Linked DNA regions of Homo sapiens: region 2 is linked to region 1. Evidence: read pairs that join two places in POLR2A ChIA-PET (ENCODE). Cell type or tissue: IMR-90. All regions are shown on one strand.

Region 1 (8,000 bases):
AGTTTGAGACCAGCCTGAGCAATCTAGTGAGACCTCTTCTCTACAAAAATAAAAAAGTTCGCTGGGCATGGTGGTACACGCCTGTGGTCCCAGCTACTTGGGAGGGTGAGGTGGGAGAATCGCTTGGGCCCGGGTAAGTTGAGGCTGCAGTTTAATTTTTAGTCTTTATTTGAACACCCAGAAACCAAAAATCACGTTGATAAATCGGAAAGCCCCAAAGAAAACCGAGTTAAGCAGGCAGCCGAAGGGGTGAGGTGGAGCCAGGCACTCACGACCCCACAGCGGGGAGGTGGGGCTTGTGAGGACCCTAATCCAGCGCTTAGGACCCTTAGGCTCGCAGAGGCGGGACTTGCAGGGAAAGTGCCCCGACTGCCGGACCCCCGCAGGGCGGTCGGGAGTGGGGCGCCAGACTCGGGCTGGGGGCGCTGTCTGGCCCGCACATTCCTGAGGATCAAGTTACCCGAGAAGGCTGAGGCCTCTCTGTTCCCCTCCTGCCAGGCTTCCGCCCTCTCCAGGAGCAGGAACCGCAGTCTGTCCCCAGTCCAGCGCAGGTGTCTGCCCAGCCTCTCGGAGGGGACCCAGGCCCTGCCCTCTGGACTGGCACCGGATCCCTCCTGCCTCATAAAACCATTTTACAGATGAGGAAACTGAGGCACAGCCCCCCTTCAGCATTGATGGAACCAGATTGAACCTGGCTCTGCCAGCTTTATGACCATTTTTACTAACTGGGCAGGCCTAGAAGAATGGTTCAGTCAAGTGTTTGTTGATTGACTGACCATCTAGAATCAGTCTCCAAAGCCTCTTATTATAGCACAAGGAGAAAAGAACTTCCCATACCACTTACCCTCCTACCCCACCCTAGGACAGACAGGACCCCTGCACTTATCCAGCATGCATTTAATGTGCACTTCCTGTATGCCCAGGCCTGGGTTAGGCCGTTTCACAGGTAGATACTGGAGAACCAGAGGGTTTGGGGATCAGAAGGTAGTGAATTTGCTTTCTTTAGACCAACTTCAGAAATTGGTTTGGGCCAGGCAAAATGGCTCACCCCTGCAATCCTAGCACTTTGGGAGGCCGAGGCAGGAGGACTGCTTGAGGCCAAGCATTCAAGACCAACCTGGCCAACATAACATGACGATACCCCCGTCTCCAAAAAAAAAAAAAAAAAAAGAGGCCAGGCACCGTAACTCATGCCTGCAATCCCAGCACTTTGGGAGTCTGAGGCGGGCGGATCATGAGGTCAGGAGATCGAGACCATCCTGGCTAACACGGTGAAAACCTGTCTCTACTAAAAATACAAAAAAAAAATTAGCCAGGCGTGGTGGGCAGGTACCTGTAGTCCCAGCTACTGGGGAGGCTGAGGCAGGAGAATGGTGTGAACCCGGGAGGCGGAGCTTGCAGTGAGCCAAGATCGCACCACTGAACTCCAGCCTGGGTGACAGAGTGAGACTCTGTCTCAAAAAAAAAAAAAAAAAAAAAAAAAAGATAAATTGGTTTGTAGTCTGAGCAGGGTGGCTCATGCTTATAATCCCAGCTCTTTGAGAGGCAGAGACAGGAGGATCTCCTGAGCCCAGAAGTTCAAGAGCAGCCTGGGCAACATAGCAAGAACCCATCTCTACAAAAAGATAGAAAAATTAGCTGGTTGGGAGGCTGAGGCGGGCGGATCACAAGGTGAGGAGATCGAGACCAGCCTGGCCAACATGGTGAAACCCCATCTCTACTAAAAATAGAAAAATTAGCCGGGTGTGGTGGCGCATGCCTGTAATCCCAGCTACTCAGGAGGCTGAGGCAGGAGAATCGCTTGAACCTGGGAGGCAGAGATTGCAGTGAGCTGAGATCGTGCCACTGCACTCCAGCCTGGGCAACAGAGCGAGACCCTGTCTCAAAAAAAAAAAAAGCTGGTTTGGTTTTTTGTTTCTTGGTTGTTTTGGGCCAAACTCACATACCATCATTCATCGATTCAACCATGCTTTTTTTTTTTTTTTTTTTTTTGGAGACAAAGTGTCACTCTGTCTCTGAGGCTGGTGTGCAGTGGCACGTTCTCAGCTCACTGCAATCTCTGCCTCCCAGGTTCAAGCAATTCTAGTGCCTCAGCCACCAGAGTAGCTGGGATTACAGGCACATGCCACCACACCAACTAATTTTTGTATTTTTAGTAGAGATGGGGTTTCTCCATGTTGACCAGGCTGGTCTTGAACTCCTCACCTCAAGTGATCCGCCTGCCTCAACCTCCAAAAGTTCTGGGATTATAGGCATGAGCCACTGCGCCCGACGACCATGCTCTATTGAGTGCCCGCTGTGTGCTGGGCAGGTGGGTTCTCACCGCCCAGAGGTGATGTTCTGGGGGACTGGAAGCAAGGTCATTTTAGAGAAGCATGCTGTAGGTTGGTCTCACGATTTTCCTTTAAGTTGGCCCCCTTTTCTGTTTTTACTTCAGTAAATACATTTTAAAAGGGAACCTTCATGTCACCACCAAGAATGGAAAACCAGTTTCTCTTGCTATAAATAGAAGGAAACCAAAAAACTATGAAATGAGAGCAAAGTCAGGCATTCCCACCTCAGGAACACTCAGGGCTGGGGCTGGACTTCGAATGTCTGAGTCTTATCAAAGGCAGGGAAGCCCCAAGCAGAAGGGCAGGAGGGGCCACAGGGACCCACTTGGCAGATGCTCCAGTCCCGTGGGTCCCAGCACACAGTAGGTGCTTGATGAATGTGTGTTGATCTGTTAACATGCAACCCATTATTGTAGGTGCCCCCCCCCACCATGATGTGTGGGTTTTGCCTGCATCCGACCACATACTCGTGGCTTTTCCAGGTACTGAGCCATTTCCCCGCTGACAGACTGAGGGCAGGGTGGTGCCTGAATGGGGAGGGGTGGGGGAGGTGGCAGGCAGCTGCCTCTTGGGCAGGGGACCCCACAGGGGCCTCTCTGGGGAGGCTTCGGTTTGGTTTGGTGACATGCCAGGATGCAGCTCTGGGCAAACGTTTATTTGCAGCCTTGGGGCTGTCCCCACCCACGGTCCTGTGGGCCCCTGACGTCTGTCCACACTGAGATGTGGGCCCCTGTGGCCCGCCGCCCTCCCTGGCTGTCTGTGGTGTGTGAATCAATGAATGAGTGAATGAGTAAAGGAATGAATGCAATAAGTAGCATAATGGATGAGTTCGTAGAATAATGAATGGATGAGTGAATTAATGAATGAGTGGAAGTATTCATGCTGCCAAGATGGGAAACCCATTCTCCAGGTATTCTTTTTTTTTTTTTTTAAGACACAGTCTTGCTCTGTCGCCCAGGCTGGAGTGCAATGGCACTATCTCGGCTCACTGCAGCCTCCACCTCCTGGGTTCAAGTGATTCTCCTGCCTCAGCCTCCTGAGTAGCTGGGATTACAGGCGTGCGCCACCACGCCCGGCTAATTTTTGTATTTTTGTAGAGACGGGATTTCACCATGTTGGCCAGGCTGGTCTGGAACTCCTGACCTCAAGTAATCCGTCCGCCTCGGCCTCCCAGAGTGCTGGGATTACAGGCGTGAGCCATCTAGATATGCTTTGTCCCCTTTTTTCGGATGGACAAACTGAGGCTGTCAGCCAAGAAAGGCTTCAGTATGTGGAAGGCAGATTCGAAGCCAGTTGGCCCTGCACATCGTGGGCTGCATTTCTGCACCAAGACTGGGGGTTCCTGGAGCGAGCTTAGGGGTCCGGACTGGTGCAGACGGGGCGCTGGACCTGGCCCCCAGCCAGCGGAAGGGATCTGGGCCCCAGATGGGGAGTAGATGGAACTGGAGGCAAGGCAGGCGGCAGGGGGTGAAGAGGCCGCTGCCCCAGGCTGCGGGGATGGGGAGGCACCGGCAGGGTCCGCGTTGATTCAGAAAGGACCCCAAGGAAGGAGCAACTTTGGGGGACCCCAAAGTTGTCTGAGTGGTATCAAAGGCCGTGCACATGGGGCCCTTAAGCGCTACAGCAGGGGCAATAGTGGAGAGACCCCACGCCTTCCCGCCTCCCGCTGCCCCCGCATCCCCTTCCTCCCGCCTCCCGCCTCCCCCCTGCTCCTCGCCTCTCGCTCTCCCGGGGAGGAAGTGGCGAGAATGCGGGGGTGGGCACCCTATTCTCACTTCCCCTGGGGAAGGGCGGGGCCTGCGGGGTCCTCTCCGCCGCCGGGAGACGGCATCTCCGCGTACAGGGGTGGGGGCGGGGAGCCCTAGGAGCTGGGCAGGCGCTGCTCAGTCCCTGGCCAGGTGACGTCCGTAAGTTTCCTGGTCTTCGATGGTTCTCGAATGAAAAATGGGGGGAAAGACATTGAGTTGGAAACAGCGAGTTGTTGGGGAGAGAGGACCCCACCCCGGGCCGGTACTAGCAGCCAGACACGGACACGCCCTGCCCCGGAGGGGTCAGGGCCAGGCCGAAGGGAGGGAAGTCGCAGTAAACACAGGGTTGGGTTGGGGCGGGAGGCGCATTCCAGGCGGAGGGAACGGCGCGGGCAGAGGCCTGGAGGCTGGTGGAGGCCTCCTGCCTCGCCTAGCTGCGGGGTCCTCAGCGTGTGGCCCCTCCCCTAATGGGAGGGGGGGAGAAAGGATCCGGGGGGAGAGGTCTCGGAGCTGTCGGCGGCAGTGGAAGAGTTAACTTCCCGGGGCTGCCGGACCCCGCCGCGAGCTGGCGGGTGGCGTCAGCGCCAACGTCAGGGCGAAGTGGTGCCGCGTAGACGCGGACGCTTCGGCCGCCCGGCCCCCACCCCACGCGGCGCTGGAGGCCGCGGGGATGGGGGCGGGGGCGGTCGGCCCTGCAAGCAATTTACTGGGCTCTGTGCAGAGAGGGAAATTGAGGCACGGGAACGGCCGTGGCCTGGCTGGTGCTAAGCCCGCTAGCCCGCGTCCCACACTACCGCCCCCTCCCAGCTCCTCCAGGTCGCCGGACGACCTGGAGCTGGTTTGGGCTTGTTTTCCATTGCGCAAATACCTGCGAATAAACGTTTGCCCCGAGCTGCGACTTGGCACATCACCACCTCTGCATGGCCTCAGTTTCCTCAACCGGATAATGGGGAGAGTTGACATTTAGTGTGGGCGCTGGGTTCGGCCTTGAAAAGGGGGTGTGGGAGGGGACTGCACCCCAAGAAAGAGGCTGGAGCGGGGACACCTGCGAGGCTGTCTGTGAATTCCGGGCTGGTTCTCCAGCCCCCTCCTCTCCTCCCGTCGCTCACTCCCCTCCTCTCCCTCCCCTTCCTGCTTCAGCTTCCCCTCCCCTCTTCCTTATCCCCTTCTCCCTCCCGTCTCCCCCGATCTCCTCTCCACCCCCTCTCTCCCTTTCCCCCGCCCGCCCAGCGAGGCCGCCCCACCGGACTGCTAATTAAATGCAGAGCTGGGGGGAAGGGACGGCGCGTGGTTAACCCCTTCCCCGCCGGGGCCCTGAACCGGGGATGGGGAAGGGTGTCCGCCACCGGAATTTCCTCCCCCCCAGGGGCAGGCCTTAAGCTCTAGGACAAGCCCATTTATTGAGTGGGTATATCGAGGCCAAAGGAACGGCCCCAACGTTCTGGGTGAGGCTGTACTAAATCGGGCCTCCTGATTGGAGGGCCAGAGCTTCGAGATAGCGGAAGAGAAAAGCAATATCGTGGCTTGGAAATAAACCAAGAGAAAAAAAAATGAGTTGGAAGGAGAGACAGCGGGAGAGGGAGGCTGGAAAAAAATCTAGGAGCAAGACAGAGACAGAGAGACAACCAGGTAAGGGAGGTGGAGCTCCGGGTGTGGCCTGGAGGCACCCAGGCAGGCTCCCGGTAGGAGGCGGCTTCCTGGAGGAACCTGTGGTGGAATAACTCCTGGCCCTGGTGTTAGCCTCCAGGCCTGGCTCACGCACTGACTGCTGACTTCTGATAGGGCCTTGTGGCCTGAAAGGAAGGTCATGCCTGCCTTTGGAGCCATCGGTCAACCCAAGTCCCCGCCCTGTCCCTGAAAACATCAGAGAGGAGCCCAGCGAAGCGAAGTGTGGGCTATGTGCTGTGAGGTGACTCAGTGGCCCCTCATTCTTGGGACGGGAACAACTGAAAGAAGTGAATGATATAAAGTCAGGTGGTGAGAAAGCAAATGACAGCAGGCGGAGGGAGTGTGGGGTGGGGGGGGCCAGAGGATCCATGATACCAGCAGCAGGGCCACCATGAGGATGCCCCAGGGAAGGGTGTTCCTGAAAGCTGGAGTAGCACGTGCAAAGGCCCTGGGGAGGAATTTGAGGTATTTGTTTGTTTGTTTTTTGAGAGGAGTCTCCCTCTGTCCCCCAGGCTGGAGTACAGTGGTGCGATCTCAGCTCACTGCAACCTCCACCTACCAGGTTCACGCGATTCTTCTGCCTCAGCCTCCCGAGTAGCTGGAATTACAGGCGTGCGCCACGATGCCCAGCTAATTTTGTATTTTTAGTAGACAGGGTTTCACCATATTGGCCAGGATGGTCTCCACCTCTTGATCTCGTGATTCGTCCGCCTCAGCCTCCTAAAGTGTTGGGATTACAGGCGTAAGCCACTGTACCCGGGCTGAATTTGAGGTGTGTTAAGGGAACATCCAGGAGGAGGCGTGGCGCAGGGTGAGGAGAGATGGAGGATTACAGGGGCCTCCAGATCCTAAGCAGGGAGGGTGGGGGGTGGCTTGAGTCCTTGGCCAGCCCAGGTGGAGCCTGTGACTGCTCTCCCTGCCTCACTTTTCCTACCATTATGCATGCTCCAGAAGCAGCAGGGGAGGCTTTGGGGATGTGGAGGTTGCCCAGGGTCACAGGGACCCCTGTTGTGCCCTCCGTCAGTGCCCCTCTGGCCTCCCCACACCCTCTGTGGCTCCCTGCTGTGGCCAGTCTTCCCCATCATCGCCCCTGGCTCTCTTCTCTCCTGCAGTCCAGCCACTCAGCCCTTGTACATGTCCCTCATCTGTTCTCACAATGCCCACCCCAGGTGACAACATCCTCCCAAGCCCCCTTCAGGAGATGGTGGGGCTGACACTAACAGGGGAGGGGGTGTAGGGAAGGTGAGCACCCTGGCCCCTGAGTGCTGCACACAAACTGTGTAAAAATAGCTGCTCCCCCTGCCCCCTGTGAGGAGGCGGCTGTGACGGTGGTGGCTGCAGTGACGGGGATGTGCCCAGAGAAGCATCCGGCAGGGCCAGTTGCCATGGTGATGCTGACTCAGCGGCAGAGGCAGGTAGCAGCATCTGGTACCCGGCCGGCACGCCTCTGCTTGGCCTACGCTCATAGCACCCTGTCCAGCCCCAACTTTCCAGCCTCCACCCTGGGGGTGTCTTCTGAGGCTGCAGAGGGGTGGGTGAGACCTCGGGAAGGACTGGACAAGTTCCTCCACCAGACACCACTCAGTCATCTGCTGGAAGGTGGGAGACGCTGCTTCTCATGGAGCGGACCTCAGTGTCAGGTCTTCCTCCCTCTATCAGCCATCCGCCCATCTACCTACTCACCCATCCATCCACTCATCCACCATCCACTCATCCCCCATCCATCCACCATCCACCCATCCATCTACCATCTGCCCATCTACCATCCATCCACCCACCTGTCCATCTATCCACCCATCCACCATCCACTCATCCCCCATCCATCATCCACCAATCAGTCCATCATCCACCCATCCATCCACCATCTACCCATTCATCCATCCATCCATTCCTCCACCCAGCGGCCATCCATCCATGCACCATCTACCCATCCACCATCTGCCCATCCACCATCCATCCATCTACCCACCATCCATCCATCTACCCACCCACCCATGCATCCACCATCCACCCATTCACCATCCACCCATCCACCATCCGTCCACCGTCCACCCATCCACCACCTAACCATCCACCAGCCATCCATCCACCTGTCTACCCACTGACCCATCCATCCACCATCCACTCACCCACCCATCCACCCATCCATCCACCCATCCACCTATCTACCCACCCACCCATGTATCCACCATCCACCCATTCACCATCCACCCATCCATCCACCATCTACCCATCCACCATCCATCCACCA
Region 2 (8,000 bases), 770 kb before region 1:
TTTTAGTAGAGAGGGGGTTTCACCATGTTGGCCAGGCTGGTCTCAAACTGCTGACCTCATGTGATCCACCTGCCTTGGCCTCCCAAAGTGCTGGGATTACAGATATGAGTCACCGTGCCTAGCCTGGTTTTTACTTTTCTAAGTGGTTGGAAAAAAGTCAAATGAAGAGCCAGGCCATGCTTATCATCCCATCTACTCAGGAGGCTAAGGCAGGAGGATTACTCGAGCTCAGGAGTTCGAAGCTATAGTGAAATGTAATTGCAACTGTGAATTACCACTGCACTGGGGAACATCACGAGAACTCATCTCCAAAAAAAATAAATCAGGCGGGGCGCGGTGGCTTATGCCTGTAATCCCAGCACTTTGGGAGGCTGAGGCAGGCGGATCACCTGAGGTCAGGAGTTCAAGACCAGCCTGGCCAACATGGCGAAACCCTGTCTCTACTAAAAATACAAAAATTAGCCAGGCGTGGTGGCGTGCGCCTGTAGTCCCAGCTACTCAGGAGCCTGAGGCAGGAGAATCACTTGAACCCGGGAGGCGGAGGTTGCTGTGGGCCGAGATCATGCCATTGCACTCCAGCCTGGGCGACAAGAACGAAACTCAGTCTCAAAAAAAAAAAAAAATCAAATGAATAATACTCCTTGACCTTGTGAAGATTCTATGAAGTTCAGATTACAGTGTCCAGAAATTGTTTTGTTTGTTTGTTTTTTTGAGACAGCTTCTCACCCTGTCATCCAAGCTGGAGTGCAGTGGCGCCATCTCAGCTCACTGCAACCTCCACCTCCCGGGTTCAAGTGCTTCTCCTGCCTCAGCCTCCCAAGTAGCTGGGATTACAGGCACCTGCCACCACGCCCAGCTAATTTTTGTATTTTTAGTAGAGACAGGGTTTCACAACATTGGCCAGGCTGGTCTCAAACTCCCAACCTCAAGTGATCCGCCCCCCTCGGCCTCCCAAAGTGCTGGGATTACAGGCATGAACCACCGCACCCGGCCCAGAAAAGTTTTATTGGAACATAGCAACACCCGCTTATGTATATATTGTCTGCAGCTGTTCTGGGGCCAGAACTGCAGAGCTGAGTGGTTGCAATAGAGACTGGATGGTCTGCAGAGCTTAATCTATTGACTCTGGTCTTTTGCTGAAAAAGGGTGCCAACCGCAGTATTAAACAGTTACAGACCAGGCACAGTGGCTCATGCCTGCACTTTGGGAGGCTGAGGCAGGAGGATTGCTTGAGTCTAGGAGTTTGAGACTAGTCTTGGCAACATAGCAAGACCCTGTCTCTACAAAAAATAAAAAATTAGCTGGGCACAGTGCCATGTGCCTGTGGTCCCAGATACTTGGCAGACTGAGGCAAGAGGATCACTTGAGCCTCAGAGATTGAGGCTGCAGTGAGCCTTGATGCCGTCACTGTACTCCAGCCTGGATGACAGCGCAAGACCTTGTCTCAAAAAAAATGCAAATAGTTACAGTGGGCGGGGCATGGTGGCTCAACGTGGGAGTTCAAGACCAGCCTGGCTAATATGGTGAAACCCCGTCTCTACTAAAAATATAAAAAATTAGGCCAGGCGCGGTGGCTAACGCCTGTAATCCCAGCACTTTGGGAGACCTAGGCGGGTGGATCACCTGAGTTCAGGAGTTCTAGACCAGCCTGACCAACATGATGAAACCGTCTCTACCAAAAACAAAAAAATTAGCCAGGTGTGGTGGGAGGCGCCTGTAATCCCAGCTACTTGGGGGGCCGAGGCAGGAGAATTGCTTGAAACCGGGAGGCGGAAGTTGCAGTGAGCCAAGATCGCACCATCACGCCATCACACTCCAGCCTGGGGGATAAGATCGAGAGTTCATCTCAAAAAAAAAAAAAAAAAAAAAAAAAACTTAGCCGAGCGTGGTGGCACTTGCCTGTAATCCCAGCTACTCAGGAGGCTGAGGCAGAAGAATCGCTTGAAACCGGGAGGCGGAGGTTGCCGTGAGCCAAGATCGTACCACTGCACTCCAGCCTGGGAGACAGAGTGAGACTCCATCTCAAAATAAATAAATAAATAAATAAAAATAGTTACAGTGGATAGAAAGGAAGGGACTCTTGTCCCTGCTGTTTGGCACTAGGACAGCTGAGCTGGGCATTGTCACATTTTGAGGATACAAGAGTCTTATTTATCCTTGGTTGGGGAGCCAGGAGAGTGCCGAGGGGCGGTGCCTGGGCCGCAGGCAGGGCCTTACTCTTCTGCCCTCTTCTTCAGCGCATTTTGGAGGACCAGGAGGAAAACCCGCTGCCCGCCGCCCTGGTCCAGCCCCACACCGGGAAACTGTGCTGGTTCTTGGACGAGGCGGCCGCCCGCCTCCTGACCGTGCCCTTCGAGAAGCATTCCACTTTGTAGCTGGCCAGAGGGACGCCGCAGCTGGGACCAGGCACGCGGCCCATGGGGCTGGGCCCCTGCTGGCCGCCACTCTCCGGGCTCTCCTTTCAAAAAGCCACGTCGTGCTGCTGCTGGAAGCCAACAGCCTCCGGCCAGCAGCCCTACCCGGGGCTCAACACACAGGCTGTGGCTCTGGACATCCGGATATTAAAAGGAGCGTTGCTGGAAGTCTGCACTGTCTCGCGGTGTTTGATGGCAGCAGGCCTGGGGGCGCCCTGGCCTGGGTTCTGATCCATAGCCCTCATCTGTGGGGAGGAAGGCGGGGCCTGCTTCCCTGGGGCATAGCCACCATGGATGAATTTCCTAAGACAACAGGCTGGGCACAGTGGCTCACGCCTGTCATCCCAGCACTTCGGGAGGATGAGGTGGGCAAATCACTTGAGGTCAGGAGTTCGAGACTAGCCTGGCCAACATAGTGAAATCTCTTCTCTACTAAAAATACAAAAATTAGCTGGGCGCGGTGGCTCACACCTGTAATCCCAGCACTTTGGGAGGCCGAGGCTGGTGGATCACGAGGTCGGGAGTTCGAGACCATCCTGGCTAACACAGTGAAACCCCGTCTCTACTAAAAATACAAAAAAAAATTAGCTGGGCATAGGTGGTGCACGCCTGTAGTCCCAGCTACTTGGGAGGCTGAGGCAGGAGAATGGCATAAAACCCAGGAGGCGAAGCTTGCAGTGAGCTGAGATCGCACCACTGCACTCCAACCTGGGAGATACAGCGAGACTCCATCTCGAAAAAAAAAAAAAATACAAAAATTAGCCGGGCGTAGTGGTGTGCACCTGTAATCCCAGCTACTTGGGAGGCTGAGGCACAACAATTGCTTGAACCAGGGAGGCGGAGCTTGCAGTGAGCTGAGATCGCGCCACTGCACTCCACCCTGTGTGACAGAGCGAGACTCGGTCTCAAGAAAAAAAAAAGCTGGGCACGGTGGCTTACGCCTGTAATCTCAGCACTTTGGAAGGCTGAGGTGGGCGGGTCACCCGAGGTCAGGAGTTTGAAACCAGCCTGATCAATATGGCAAAACCCTATCTCTACTGAAAATACAAAAATTAGCTGGGTGTGGTGGCATGCGCCTGTAATCCCAGCTACTTGGGAGGCTGAGGCAGGAGAATTGCTTGAACCCAGGAGGCGGAGGTTGCAGTGAGCCAAGACTGCGCCACTGCACTCCAGCCTGGGCAACAAGAGCGAAACTCCGTCTTAAAATGAAACAAAACAAAACAAAAAAACAAATGTATTCTGTCTTAGCTATAGAGATCAGAAGTCCAAGGTCAAGGTGGCGGCAGGGCTGGTTCCCTCTGGAGGCTCTGAGGCAGAACCCATCCCAGGCCTCTCCTGTCCTTGGCATTCCTTAGCTTGTGGCCATATCACTCCAGTCTCTCCTTGTCTTCACTTGGACTTCTTTCTCTTGTGTGTTCTCGCCTCCTATTTATTTTTTTGATACAGGGTCTCGCTCTGTCACCCAGACTGGAGTGCAGTGGTGCAATCACAGCTCACTGCAGCCTCCATCTCCTGGGCTAAAGCGATCCTCTCACCTCAGCCTCCCAAGTAGCTGGTGCTACAGATATGCACCACCACGCCTGCCTACTTGTACAAATTTTTTGCGGAGACGGGGTCTTGGTATGTTGCCCAGGTTGGTCTCCAACCCCTGAGATCAAGCGATCCTCCAGCCTCAGCCTCCCAAAGTGTTGGGATTACAGGCATGAGCCACTGTGCCCAGCATTCTTTTCTTATAAGGACACCTGTCATTGGATTTAGGATCGCCTTGCACCCAGGGTGGTTTCATCTCAAGATACCAAATGAGTATTCCAAATAAGTTCCAAATAAATGCTTATTTGGAATAAGTATTCCGAATAAGGTCACATGCTGAGTTTCCTGGGTCAGGACGTAGACATGTCCTTTGGGGGACATAAGTCAACCCTCTGCTGAGCTCCAGCTGCACTGACAGGGCGAAGCACTGCATTCAGCCATGCTGCGGACCTGCTCAGAGCCTTGAAAGCACCAGAGAGTCTAGTCTCCATGTGCTGGGCTCCTGCACATTTTCCCAGAATGCATCTGCTCATGGCCCACCCTTCAGCTTTCTCTAGGCCCCAGGGACGACAGTGTGGGAGGCTGGTGGGTGCATGGGGGCTGCCCAGCCACGTGCAAGTTTCTGTGGGGGGATCCAGAGGAGGCACCCGGCTGAGCAGGAGATGGGAATTGAAACCTGCGCAGAGGCGGCTGTGCAGGGTGAGAGTGGAGCCGAAACCACAGAAAGTGAAGTTTGCTTCAACGTCTTGTCCCGGCAGGCCACTCAGATGTGAGAGTGAGGAAGTGGGATGGGGCCTGACCGGAAGGAGGTTGGTAAACAGCAAAGAGAGCTGAGCGGAAGCTCAGCTGTGGGGCTGGTTGAGGGCAGGAGGCCGTGGCCCCCAGAGCGGCAGGCACGGGGCTGCGAAGTGAAGGGAAATTGAGCTGCCAGCACAGGGACCCCACATGGATGGTTGTGCCTGGGGCTGTCACCATCTCCTACTCTTTGCGAGAGTGACAACTCTTCCTGCTCCTTTTGCCTTCGGAGTGAAATTCACCCTTCCCACAAGGCTCCACGTGGCCCCTTTCACCTCTCCCTCTCCCCAGCAACATCAGCCCCTCACTCAGTCTCCCTGCAGCGCACCCACTTCCTGCTGTTCCTGGAGCCCGCTGAGCACATTCCCACCCCAGGGCCTTTGCCTGTGCTGAGCCCGCTGCCCGGTATCTCCTTTCCTGCAGCTTTTTGCATGGCTTGGGCCCTCGCTTTCTTTTTTGGGGGGACACGGTCTTGCTCTGTCGTCCAGGCTGGAGTGCAGTGGTGTGATCTCAGCTCACTGCAACCTCTACCTCACGGGTTCACACAATTCTCCTGCCTCAGCCTCCCAAGTAGTTGGTTCTACAGGCACCCACCACCACTCCCAGCTAATTTTGGTATTTTTAGTAGAAACATTGAGTTTCACCACGCTGGCCAGGCTGGTCTCGAACTCCTGACCTCAAGCGATCCACTTGCCTCAACCTCCCAAAGTGCTGGGATTACAGGCATGAACCACTGCGCCCAACTCCTCGCTTCCTTTCATCTCCGTGACCCCTCCATGCCCATCCTCTATCCCCTCCTGCTGCATTTTTCTTCCTTGCCCGTCTCATCATCTGATGGTTTTCTTTTTTCTTTTTTTTGAGACAGAGTCTCGCCCTGTTGCTCAGGCTGGAGTGCAGTGGTCCGATTTCAGCTCACTGCAACCTCCGCCTCCTGGGTTCAAGTGATTCTCCTGACTCAGCCTCCTGAGTAGCTAGGATTACAGGCGCCCACCACAACGCCCGCTATTTTTTGTATTTTTAGTAGAGACAGGGTTTCACCATGTTGGCCAGGCTGGTCTCGAACTCCTGACCTCAGGTGACCCGCCTGCCTCGGCCTCCCAAAGTGCTGGGATTACAGGCTTGAGCCACAACAGCCAGCTGAAAAAACATAAATTTTTTTAAAAGAAGAAATGAATCCTGGGCTGTTAGTGAAGATTACATTCAGATATTACTAGAGGCTTAAGCAAAACAGAGGTTTAGCTCTTTCTCTGGAGAGACACCATTCAGGGCTGGTAGAGCAATGTCACACATTCTTCAGGAACCCCAGCTCCTTCTACATCATTGCTTTGCCCTGTCATCAGCTGGATTCTGCCTCATGGCCCAAGGTGGCTGCTTGTGCTCCAGCCATTGTGTCCACGTTCCAGCTCTAGCATGAAGAAGCTTCCCAGGATTCACCGAAGACACTTCTGCTCACTCCTTTATGGCCAGCCTGGGTTGCACAGCCCCACATAGCAGCAAGGAAGTCTGGAAGATGAGTCTCCATTGGACAGCCATGGGCTCCGTTATGATCAGGGATTCTACTACTGAGGCCAATAGGAGCAATGGACATTGAGGGACACGTGTTCTCTATTCATCGATGACCTGCCCGCCTGCCTCAGGGGCTCCCTGGGGATCTTGCCATCTGAGGGGCCACACTCTGGACTTTCCTTCCTCCAGCCTGGAGCCCCTGACTGCTGGGAAGTGTTCAGTGTCCTTGAGAGGTCTTCAGGGACCCACCCCACTCCCCAGCCAACGCTGGATCCAGAGCTCAGTGCTTGACACTCCCCTCATCAGAAAACCTGTGATGGCTCCATTTGATCACATTTCCGCTTGGAGTGTAGACTGCATGCCCTCCCTCCCTCCGTCCCTCCCTTCATTCATTCATTCATTCATTCATTCATTCATGCACACGTTTATTCATGCATTCATTCAGCAAACATCGAGGGCTGCTCTGTGCCAGGCACAAAACAGGTGAAGGGGTGGAGACGCCCAACTAACCAAACCAGGTCAAATGCTGGGACATAAAGGTCGCGCCCAACCAGTCCAGGGGCACAGGGACGGCTCTCCAAGGGGCTGGTATCTGGTCTTTTCACCTGAGGGGTGAAGCTTGGGCGACCACGTGCAGGAGGCGGGAGCAAGAGTTCTCTAGGCACTGGACAAGACCGCGGGGGTCAGAGGGACATGGGGGCTTCGGGAGCTGCAGGGGGCTGAGTGGAGCCAGAGGGCTCTTGGAGCGATGAGGCTGGGCCCTCAGTGGTGCTTTCCCAAAGGGCAATGGGAGAGCTTCGGGAGGTCAGCACGGAGAGTTTTGGGGTGCTAAAGATGGGGTTTGGGCCCAAGAAAAGGGACACCTTCGCTGGGTGACGTGGCTCACACCTGTAATCCCAGCACTTTGGGAGGCTGAGGCGAGAGGATCACCTGAGGTCAGGAGTTTGAGGCCAGCCTGGCCAACACAGGGAAACCCCATCTCTACTAAACAAAACAAAACAAAATTAGCCAGAAATCGCTTGAACCCAGGAGGCGAAGGTGGCAGTGAGCCAAGATCATGCCACTGCACTCCAGCCTGGGCAACAGAGTGAGACACCGTTTAAAAAAAAAAGAACACTTTAGGAGGTCAAGGAGGGTGGATCACGAGGTCAGGAGTTTGAGACAAGCCTGGCCAACATAATGAAACCCCGTCTCTACTGAAAATACAAAAAATTAGCCAGGTGTGGTGGCGGGCGCCTGTAATCCCAGCTACTCGGGAGGCTGAGGCTGGAGAATCACTTGAACCCGGGAGGTGGAGGTTGCAGTGAGCCAAGATAGTGCCATTGCACTCCAGTCTGGGCGACAGTGCGAGAGTCTGTCCCAAAGAAAAAAAAAAGGACACCTTTAAGAGACACTTAAAACGTGAAATATGCCAGGTGTGGTGGCTCATGCCTGTAATCCTAACATTTTGGGAGGCCGAGGTGGGCGGATCACTTGAGTCCAGAAGTTTGAGACCAGCCTGGGCAACATAGGAAGACCCCCCGTGTCTACAAAAAATACAAAAATTAGCCAGGCATGGTGGTGGCGTGTGCCTGTGGGCCCAGCTACTCTGGAGGCTGAAGTGAGAGGGTCACTTGAGCACAGGAGTTCCAGGCTGCAGTGAGCCATGATCGTGCCACTGCACTCCAGCCTGAGCAACAGAGCAAGACCCTGTCTCTAAAAAAAAAAAAAGGAAAAAGAAATGGAGTCCAGGTGATGGACTGGTGGGAGGGACAG

The links. Peaks named below come from ENCODE experiments on the same cell type or tissue, not always from the same donor. Only the 100,000 strongest peaks of a DNase experiment are listed, where the experiment ranks them.
Region 2: POLR2A ChIA-PET joins it to region 1 with 17 read pairs; 4 of 35 experiments call an interaction of 5 or more read pairs at or near these places.

What each region holds. Positions count from the first base shown.
Region 1 is chr19:18,287,623-18,295,622 of GRCh38, forward strand. It overlaps LOC124904653 (a long non-coding RNA gene), which reads right to left and starts at 5,221. Exons shown (of 2, transcript XR_007067155.1): 1 at 4,950-5,221; 2 at 2,968-4,265. RefSeq lists enhancers at 70-913, 2,368-3,007, 4,287-4,925, 4,926-5,565, 5,566-6,204 and 2 more, cis regulatory regions at 2,657-3,025, 3,605-6,160 and silencers at 3,060-3,109, 3,790-4,219, 4,670-4,839, 5,794-5,996, 7,081-7,263 and 1 more. In IMR-90, no CTCF peak of the experiment used is centred here; DNase peaks (open chromatin) are centred at 4,139 and 4,649; H3K4me3 peaks cover 1,399 bases; H3K27ac peaks cover 2,767 bases.
Region 2 is chr19:17,518,707-17,526,706 of GRCh38, forward strand. PGLS (6-phosphogluconolactonase) reads left to right here. Exons shown (of 5, transcript NM_012088.3): 5 at 2,238-2,582. The coding sequence ends at 2,375. It also overlaps a transcript of NIBAN3 not described here. Among named protein-coding and RNA genes, the nearest start is that of NIBAN3, 4.6 kb to the right of the region's middle. RefSeq lists an enhancer at 4,287-4,346. In IMR-90, no CTCF peak of the experiment used is centred here; no DNase peak of the experiment used is centred here.